2 separate regions of the Homo sapiens genome follow, and region 2 is linked to region 1. Evidence: read pairs that join two places in POLR2A ChIA-PET (ENCODE). Cell type or tissue: MCF 10A. All regions are shown on one strand. Links, peaks and the distances in the headings refer to the core of each region. The heading gives the core; the rest is flanking DNA.

Region 1 (5,053 bases), core at 500-4,499:
CAGAAACAATTGATATTTTTGAATTGCTTAATGTAACACAATCATCTAGTATCAGCAAGATCCCATCTTCTCCCCTGGCCTCCAAGCAGCCCAAAAAATCTCCAGTTCTTGTGCCACCATTTGCTCTCTGTATGTCGTAAAAAGCTGTTGCACTTCTCCTTATCCTTCTACAAACAACCTCCAAAGCATGAAGCCTCAAATGATTACTTGTTACCACACTAACTTTCTTCTGGCTTACCTAAGTTGTTCATCAAAAACTATTGAGTCTCTTTAAAAAAAATGGAGAGGTGGTCAGTAATGCATATGAGAGAAAGAAAGGACAAACCACAGTCCTCCTACTATTTTATTTCATATTCTGTCTAAAATAAGCTGCTCCAAAATGGCTCTACTAGAAATTTGCAGTCTTCATAAACAGAAAGGCAAAAATTACGACAAAAAAACTCAAATATGAATTGAACAAATTCCATCCTGGCTTAGCAAGGCAGTAGATTAGTTTCAAGTAGTACCATGTTCCAATGAGTAATGGTTTTAAGGGAGTGGTCATTTATTTGGGTTGTCACAGTTCACAGTCCCAAGACACTGAGAGCAAATATTCAATGAGAGATTTTACTGTAAAACTATCCAGCCTCACTTGTTTTCCAGGGGATTCATAGCTAAGGCGACTTGAGCTTCCCCACAGCTGCCAACGGGAGTCTGTGGTCTGGTGCGTAACAGTGGGAAGTCCTCTCCCACAGCTATTACGAGACCATTCATGGACGAGCCTGGGAAAATGCCTCTGTGTGGCTTGGTGAGCCATCAGGACCTCCGGGCAGGTGAATTCCACTTCATTGTGGACCCCACCCACCACCTGTGTGGCTCTCTTCCAGCAAAGCCTTCTCCCAAACTACAAGGCAGGCTCAGGAAGACCTACGATGCCCCTCAGTACTTCTCTCCCTGAGATGACTCCATTATTATCATCACTCACACAGTCTGAAACATTTCAAACATTCAGAAAAGTAGAAAAATAATGTCATGAACATCCCAAAACCCACCATCTAGATTCAATAACAGTTAATATTTTGCCGTATTTCATACACATATTTTCTAAACTGCTTCGAAGTGGACATCATGAAACCTTACTCCTAAACATGTGAGCACAGCTCTTGAGCAATAAGGAAATTCTCCTTCATCACCACGACACTATTATTACAACTGAGTATGACATTACCGATCAAATAATCAGCCTATATTCAAATTTCTCCATTGTCCCAAAATGTGTATCACTGATCTGATTTTCCTTTGAATCGGATCCAACCAAAGATCATGGATTTTAAGAGATGTATTTGCTTATATCTCTTTTAATCTAAAATAATCTCCCTTTACCTTTTAAAAAAAGAACTCTGAACTTTTAAAGAGATCAGGCTAGTTGTGTTATAGAACAACCCCATTCTACATTTGAATTTTTTTTTTGACAGGGTCTTGCTGTGTTGCCCAGGCTGGAGTGCAGTGGCACAATCACAATTCACTGCAGCCTCAACCTCCTGGGCTCAGATGATTCTCTCACTTCAACCTCCTGAGTAGCTGGGACCACAGGTGCATGCTACCACACTCATCTAAGTTTTAAAATTATTTTTAGAGACATGGTCCCCCTATGTTGCCAAGGTTAGTCTTGAACTCCTGGGCTCAAGCGATCCTGCTGCCTGGACCTCCCAAAATGCTGAGATTACAGGTGTGAGCCACTGCACCCAGCTAAGCTTTTTTTTTTAACCTCAGTTGCCTAAACACAAAATTTCAACCTGTATGCTCTTTTAAAATGCCAGCCATTTATTAATTTTGACTTCTCCTTTAACTGCTGTAGGAAATTACAGGTTCAAACTAAAGCTATAATGACAATTCAAAGACTGGCATACAGATGACCTGAAAATTTGGTCCTAATGATAATTTCAAAGAAATAAAATTATGGATTTGTAGATAGTTAAAATTTTGGTGAAGATAAGCTTACTTAGGTAGGTTGGATAGTGGTCTGATATTTGCTTTAAGAAAGGGCACTTTGTCATAATCAGATTACTATGTGCTAACCCGGAAGCAGCTCTGCATTGCACGCCAGTTCAGACATGTGACTGTTTCCAGTCTGAAGTCATGAGTCAGTTCTCAAGCTTGGTTGTGATTTAATAAGAGAACAGGAAGAAAGAGGCTGATACCAACTGAGTACTGACAGTATCTTGGGTATTAGACTAGACTAGGAACATATAATATACTTAAAAGATGAAGAGGCTAGGCACAGTGGCTCACGCCTGTAATCCCAGCACTTTGGGAGGCCAAGGTGGGCAGATCACGAGGTCAGGAGATCGAGACCATCCTGGCTCACATGGTGAAACCCTGTCTCTACTAAAATAAAAAAATTAGCCAGGCGTGGTGGCACGCACCTGTAGTCCCAGTTACTTGGGAGGCTGAGGCAAGAGAATCGTTTGAACCCAGGAGGCAGAGGTTGCAGTGAGCCGAGATCATGGCACTGCACTCCGGCCTGGGCAACAGAGTGAGACTCCATCTCAAAAAAAAAAAAAAAAAAAAAAAAAAAAAAGATGAAGAATACGTGTGCTTTCAAGCTATTTCATTAAGGAAAAATGAAGTTGTAACTCATTACATCCCAAACTGTGTCACTCAGAAAGTTGCACCTTGTCCTTATCAAAAGGCCTAGGGTAGAAAGGGTAGGGAAATCATGAGTTTGATGCTGTCACTTCAAACATGAAAAGAGACTAAGTATGAGATGGGGCCTATGAAAAAGCCTTGATGGGGCCTTTGGAAACATGTTATGGGTCCAAGTGTGACCTCCTCTATTGCTGGTGATGGGGGGGGGTTGGAGAAAGGGGTTGTTCTGTGGGAACTGAAAACCAAGAGTCCTGTCCCAAGTTTAGGAATATACATACGGGATCCTAGTCTAAGACCACAACTGGGAAACAAATTTGGTGGGTAAGTGGAATATTTGATCCTAGGCTAAAAATTTCACTTATTACCCAAGACATTTAGAGATTCCAAAAAGGTTCCCTTGAGATAACATTTCATGTCCCTAAATAAGGACAGTACTAGACTCTGAGTCACAATAAAGCTATGTCTATTTGATGCCAAAACAAATGGAGCATGAAATGTTTCATGAATAAAATCATTATTTATAAAATAATTCTTCGGAGCCAAATTTATTTAGAAAAAAACACCCATTTTCTGCCTGTCACCCTTTTGACTTTGTAGGTAATGCCAGAGGGCACATGTGCCACAAATTTCATTTTCTGTGGGACCCATCAGAGATTGTTCACATGGAATAAGAAGGCTTTTCAGAGCAGACAAAAATTAGAATAAAACAAATTGAGAAATGATCACTTCAGATTTCTTCCCCATGTTGCTTTCCCACTTTTTTGTTTATTTAAAAAAAGGCCCTTAACATTAAATATGAAAACTGTGTTTGGATAACACGCAAGCATAGATGAAATGATATTCAAAACTATGGTTCCCACAATCATAACTCTGCCAGGCCATGCATAATGATAAGAATAATATAATACTGTGTACTTATAAAACTCAAAGTTCTCTTTAAAACCCTTCACTCATCTTTAAATAACTATACACAAAAGAAACAGAGATGTTTAATAAGCCTTCTAAATGAGGTAGCTGCTTGTTTGAACTATTAGCTGTTCAAGCAGGCCCCTCTGCAATGGATTTCAAATTTCCTGTGCATACAGAGGAACACCAGATGAAGCATATCCTCTGTGGCCTCCCTGTCTTGCAGGGAATCCATTTCAACTCTGAGATTCTAGATCATGTGCAATGAGAAAGAGAGTTCATGAACCACTGGACTATTCTAACAGGACCATGGACCCAAAGGACAAGAAACAACCTTGGAAGTCTCCTAGTTCATTTCCTGTTTGTCAGCCAGGACCACATTAAAACCATCTTTTAAAAACAACACCAAAATGCTGAGTGAGAAGATGCTATACCTACCTATGTGCCACTTTATCTGTCCTTTATATGAACTGAGATTGCAAACTTAATGCCTGAGGGGTAAGACAGGTAACAGGAAAAGGGTTGGGTTCTGACTGGAAAACTGGAGAGAGCTCAGGGCTTGTTTAAAGGGGACAGCAGTGATTTTCAAACTCATCGGAAACTAGGGCACAGGGGTACCAGAAAAGCTGGAAATCCAAGTTTTTATGTGAAATCTCTTCAAATTTTAACTTTGCAAACAATTCAAACTTTTAAAATATATTGTGTGGTCCAAATAATATGTCTCTGAGAGCCAACGTAGCTTTATATTGTCAGTTTGCAATCTCTAACTTAAATTCTTCACACTTCAGTTGAATTTCTTTTTTGTGTGTCTTCGGCAGAGCTAAAGGAAAGCTGGCCACTACCAAATGCTTGAAGATAGGTATTCAGTTTCAATTTAGTCATTTATTCTAAGCTAAATAAACCCAGGTCCTTAACCTTACTAAACAGGGCATGTTTTTCTACGTTAAAATCATCTTTCTGACTCTTAGGTCTGACATTAAAGATACTCAGCCGGGTGCGGTGGCTCATGCCTGTAATTCTAGCACTTTGAGAGGCTGAGGCGAGTGGAATGCCTAAGCTCAAGAGTTTGAGACCAGCCTGAGCAACACAGCGAAACCCCATCTCTACTAAAATACAAAAAATTAGCCGGGTGTGGCAGTGTGCGCCTGTAATCCCAGCTACTCCGGAGGCTGAGGCAGGAGAATTGCTAGAACCCGGGAGGCAGAGGTTGCAGTGAGCCGAGATCGCGCCACTGCACTCCAGCCTGGGTGACAGAGCAAGACTCTGTCTCTAAAAATAAAATTAAAAAAATAAATAAATACATACATAAATAAAATAAAATAAAATGATACTCAAGGGTTTGACTCAATATGGGGGAAAATGAAAAGATGATATAATTTTAGAAATCATTAATTGTATAAATGTGTGGGATCTGCATTAAAAAATTACAAAGTTTTCATAATTAATTAGGAAAAGGTCTTAAAAAGATTAATATACCATGTTCTCAACTGGAAGGGCTAACCATCATAAAGATGTGAAT
Region 2 (5,053 bases), core at 684-4,683, 1.4 Mb after region 1:
GAGTAGTTCACAATAATTCCCATTTTACAGATGAGAAATTTGAGGCACAAACTAACCAAAGGTTGCAGGAGGCTAGGAAGTGGCACAGCTGGGATTTGAATCCATGCGGTCTGGTTTTAAAGCATCCTATTAACACCTCTGCTTTGCTGCCTCCCCTTTATATCCACGTTTTAAAAAACCAAACTTCCAGATACATTCGGATTTGAAAAATAATCAAAAGGCTATGCGCTTTTCAAAAAAGAAGGATGCAAAAAATTGCAGCTTCAAACAGAGAAGTCATCAAGAGCCTTGAGAAATCACCTGCTCCAACCTCCTGTTGGCAAATGCCTCTCTAAACTGCTCTTTCACAAACACAAATTGGAGTATTGGCTGGATGCAATCCCATGAAATCCCAAATGGATCTGACCTCCTTTGAGAATCACAGAATCATTCAGAACCCCCACTGAAGTCATTTATTGGCAGGAAGTCTTGCCTTTTTCTAAAATAAATTTCTTCTCGATTAATTTGGGCATTCATGAAGAACAGCTCAGCAGCATTCCCTTTAAATAAAATCCTCCAACCTATTAATCCCACCAGTGCTGTACTCTCTGGGTTCATCAAGTTAATTTCTTTAACCTTTCTCTCTAGAATTTCTATTCTATTAACAATCTTGATGTTCTTTGAACTTTCTGCAGTTTTTCTATACCTCTTTCCAAGGCTGCCAGGTAAAATACAGAACATTGGGTTATGTTTGGTTCTCAGATCAACAACAAATAATGTTTTAGTATTAAAAGTACATCCCAAATATTACATGGAACATACTTACACTAAAAAATTTACTTGTTGATGATCTGAAATTCAAATATAGCTGGATGTCCTGTATTTTTTATTTGCTAAATCCATCTATCCATTCCACTTCTTTGATGGGCTTTGAACCCATCAATACCACACAGAACCCTAATTCAGCTGCCTCCAAATTGAGCACGCATCAACATCACCTGGGGAGGGCTGTTAACTCGCAGATGCCTAGATCCCACTCCTACAGTTTCTGATTCCATGGGTCTGGGGTGAGCCTGAGAATCTGCATTTCTAACAAGTTGTCAGGTGACATGGATACTGCTCATCCAGGGTCCACACTTTGAAAACCACTACTCTAATTCCCTGATTTAGGGTAAAGCACAAGAAAGAGGCACCTCCAATCCTGTAAAATCCCCAGCTAAACAGCCTAAGCCAAGAGAAGGGCATGAGAGTCTCATCTGTGTCCATTGGACATTCAGGGCCCCTTATCTCAACCCTATTAGTAAATCAGAAAATGCCTAAATTTAAGAAGGTCCAGCCATTGCTTATATTGGTTAGATTCCCCCAGATGAAATGGTCCCCTTTATTGCTCACATGAATTATCACCCTGAGGCAAGCTTGTCAAGGGACAAAGGAGCCATCCCTTTGTTTTCATTTGCCCTGAAGGAACTTGCCCCTTGTTATTAGGAAGGAGCCTGTGAGGTTTTCTATCCCAAATCCCCTTCTTTAAAGCTGATCTCTTCATAATGACTCTTTCTGTTTTATTCTCTGAACTTCCTCCACTCTGCGAGCACTGGGGAGTCTACCATACCCATGAATCTGACTCAATAACTGCCCAGCTTGCGGCAGACTGCTTTGATGCCTCCATTTAATAACCTCCCTGTATGCTTGGCCTTTGTCCTGTAACTTTGACATCTCTTCCCATTCTGACTCTACGGTTCACCTTGGGACTTGTTTTGGCCAACAGAATGAGAAAACAGCACCTGCACCTGCAGTTCCAAATGTAGACTTCCCAAGGCCTTGCATGCTTCTGCTCCTTCTCTTGGAACCTTGTTCAGATGCCTCAAACAAGCCCAGGCTAACCTGATAGAGGCTGAGAGGCCACATGGAACAGAGCTGAGTTGTCCCAACAGAGGTGATCCAAAATTGGCCAGCCCCCAACTGACCCACTAGCTGACCACAGATGCATGAGTAAGCCCAAATGAGCCTAATCCAAACCAGCAAAAAAAGCCTAGCTGACCCATTAATTTGTGACCAAAAATAAATGTTTATTGTCATAAACCAAGGTTCTGGAGAGTTGATTATGCTGACATTCTGGTCATGCTTCAGCTCCATTCTCTGATTCTACTGACTTTGTCAAGGCTCCTGCCTGCCTTCCCATGACCTGCTCTCTAGGGAAGGAGCTCTCCTTATTTTGGCTCCTGCAGGTTATACCCTTGGCTTAAAGCCTCCTATTTCCATTGCTACTCTAGACATAATCTTGAATGCATCTGGTGATTCATCACACAAGTATCCTGACTTGGAAAATTATATTCAGTGTTGGTCAACAATTATCACATTTCTTTCATTTCCTTTTCTTTTATGCTTTGCCAATTTTGTTTCCCATTCTGCTTTTGGTTCATTGGTTTCTCTTGTGTGGTTTGGAGTGAGTGAGTGTGTGTGTGTGTGTGTGTGTGTGTGTGTATGCATGCATGCCTCTGTTGTTACCATTTTGCCATCAGAGGAATAAAAGAAAATGATCTACAGACAGATTTGCTGATTTCAGCTTCTCTGACAGCAGGAAGTACAAGGGAGGTGTGTAAATGGGCAAGATAAATAGAGAAAGGGGAGAAAGGTAACAGTATTTACCCCAGCCATAAAATCATTACTGGTAACAAAGAAATCAGAGAAGCCTTCATTCAAGTAAGCATTTCCTTTGTAGTTAAGCAATAAACCTAAACCCACCACAAATTAATTTTTCATTTACTTCCAGTTTTGCATACATTTCAAAGAAAACTGAGCCTAAATATTCCTTCCATAGGTCTTATCTTTCCTTCTAAACCATTGGAGACAGAGAATTGAAGAAGAAATATGACTGATTCAATGTATTAGATAGGATTTCTGCAAATCAAACAATTGAGATCTCTGCTACCACCAGGAAATGCAGTAACAAAGTTCTGGTGTGTACCATGATCCATCAGAGCAGACAACGGTTTACCTAAGTGGCCAGGGTTGTTGGACTGAACTTCTGTGTTTGTTACTCATCTCCCCCTCTCTCCTTTCCCTCTCATCCTCCCAACCCCCCAATCAAATGAAAGGGAATAACAAAGAGAACTGACAGATAACCAAAGAGAAGAGAAAGGGTCAAGAACAAACAAGAATAGAAGATAAAGACAAAAAAGCAAGGACAAATGTGCAATCAGAGACCAAGGCAGGGAATGCTACAGACCAGAATATGCCCAGAGGGAACTGAAGTGGGCATGGCTTGGAGCTGGCGCAGGGAATAGCAGGAAAAAATCAAGCTCAGACACAGCACAGAACACAATAACACAATAATAGTTAGGAAAATTCACAGGCTAGAAGGCTGAAGTTGTAAAGTTATTTACAATATACGATGGTTACAGAGAGAATGAAAGGGAAAACTGGGCAGAAGGTGAGCAGAGAGAAATAATATAGTTACAAAAATTATGAGACCTACTTAACACTAGGTATCATTATTGGGCTCAGAACACACTACCCCAAAATATGGCACCTGGAGGTCACTCTCTAATCCTCTCTCATTTCTCTCCCTTGAAGCATGGTCATAAAAAAAATTCTTCGGCCTACCTCCCCTGAAAGTAGGTCATAAGACCCTCATTCCAGAGGGCTACTCCTCTGTACAGACACCAAGAAGAATCTGAACAAATAGGCCTTGCTGAGTTCACCCCAGTTTATTACTATGTGATGGTTAATACTGAGTGTCAACTTGACTGGATTGAAGGATGCAAAGTATTGTACCTCAGTGTGTCTGTGAGGGTTTTGCCAAACGAGATTAACATTTGAGTCAGTGGACTGGGAGAGGCAGACCCACCCTCAATCTGGGCAGGCACCATCTAATCAGCTGCCAGCGCAGCTAGAATAAAGCAGGCAAGAGAAGATGGAAGAGCAGACTTGCGAGTCTTCCAGCCTTCATCTTTCTCCTGTGCTAGATGCTTCCTGCCCTTGAACACTGGACTCCAAGTTCTTCAGCTTTTGGACTCTTGGACTGACACTGTGGTTTGCCGGGGGCTCTGAGGCCTTTGGCCACAGACTGAAGACTGCACTGTCAGCTTCCCTACTTTTGAGGTTTTGAGACTCAGACTGGCTTCCTTGCTCCTCAGCTTGCAGATGGCCTACTGTGGGACTTCATCTTGTGACTGTGTGAGTCAATACTCTTTAATAAACTCCCCTTTATATATACATCTGTCCTGTTAGTTCTGTCCCTCTAGAGAACCCTGACTAATACATACGATGATAGCGTACCCTTCCATCCTTCAATCATACTTGAGCACAACTGTCCACAAAAATACAGTTTTCCCTGGATACTTGGGCATTCATTTCCAAAGACTCCTGTATCACAGAAAGGTTTGGTTAAATAAATTTGTTACGTTTTTCTCTTGCTAATCTGTCTTTGTTATAGGGGTCAGCCATGAACTGTGAGATGGGTGTGGAAAAGATACTGCTTTTTCTCCCCTACAGGATATATCCATTGAAATCCAGTTTATAATGCAATCTATACTGACATGGGAAAGCTATCATGATGTAAGATATGAAAAAATAAGACAAAGAAAATGCTTGGATACTTGACAACGTAAAAGAGGACTGTTAAGAAGTGGGAGTGGAAGGAAGAAAGTTCAAGAGAGGATAGTGGAGCAAATACCACCATCTTACAGGGTAAGGAGTCAAGACAGACCTTCAAATGTTAGAGGAATAAGATACAGAAAAATGCTATTTAAACTAACACGGGCCACAGAAAGAACTATAAATAGTAAGGTAAGTATCAAAAAATCAAGATTGTAGTTTATATAAATCTTTATTCATTAAGTAAGTCAATAGCTAATATTAAAACTGATCAACTGAGTACTGGAAGACTGAAGATTTAACTTAGATTACAGCAATGACCACCATAAGAATTAAAAACAGAAACGGCTATAGTGATCGCCTCCAAAAAATTAAGTGGAGATGCAGGAATTGATCTATCTCATTACATGTGCATACATTACTCTTATTAAAAAATCTAAAATGTTATACTTTCCAAACTGAATAATTATTCAACATA

Evidence for each region. Peaks named below come from ENCODE experiments on the same cell type or tissue, not always from the same donor. Only the 100,000 strongest peaks of a DNase experiment are listed, where the experiment ranks them.
Region 2: POLR2A ChIA-PET joins it to region 1 with 5 read pairs; 1 of 35 experiments calls an interaction of 5 or more read pairs at or near these places.

What each region holds. Positions count from the first base shown.
Region 1 is chr20:10,590,130-10,595,182 of GRCh38, reverse strand. The region is part of intron 4 of SLX4IP (SLX4 interacting protein); the gene reads right to left. Among named protein-coding and RNA genes, the nearest start is that of MIR6870, 57 kb to the left of the region's middle. RefSeq lists an enhancer at 1,928-2,222. In MCF 10A, for the core only: no CTCF peak of the experiment used is centred there; DNase peaks (open chromatin) are centred at 2,102 and 4,042.
Region 2 is chr20:9,238,797-9,243,849 of GRCh38, reverse strand. All of the region lies in intron 3 of PLCB4 (phospholipase C beta 4), which reads right to left. Among named protein-coding and RNA genes, the nearest start is that of PLCB4, 170 kb to the right of the region's middle. In MCF 10A, for the core only: no CTCF peak of the experiment used is centred there; a DNase peak (open chromatin) is centred at 2,319.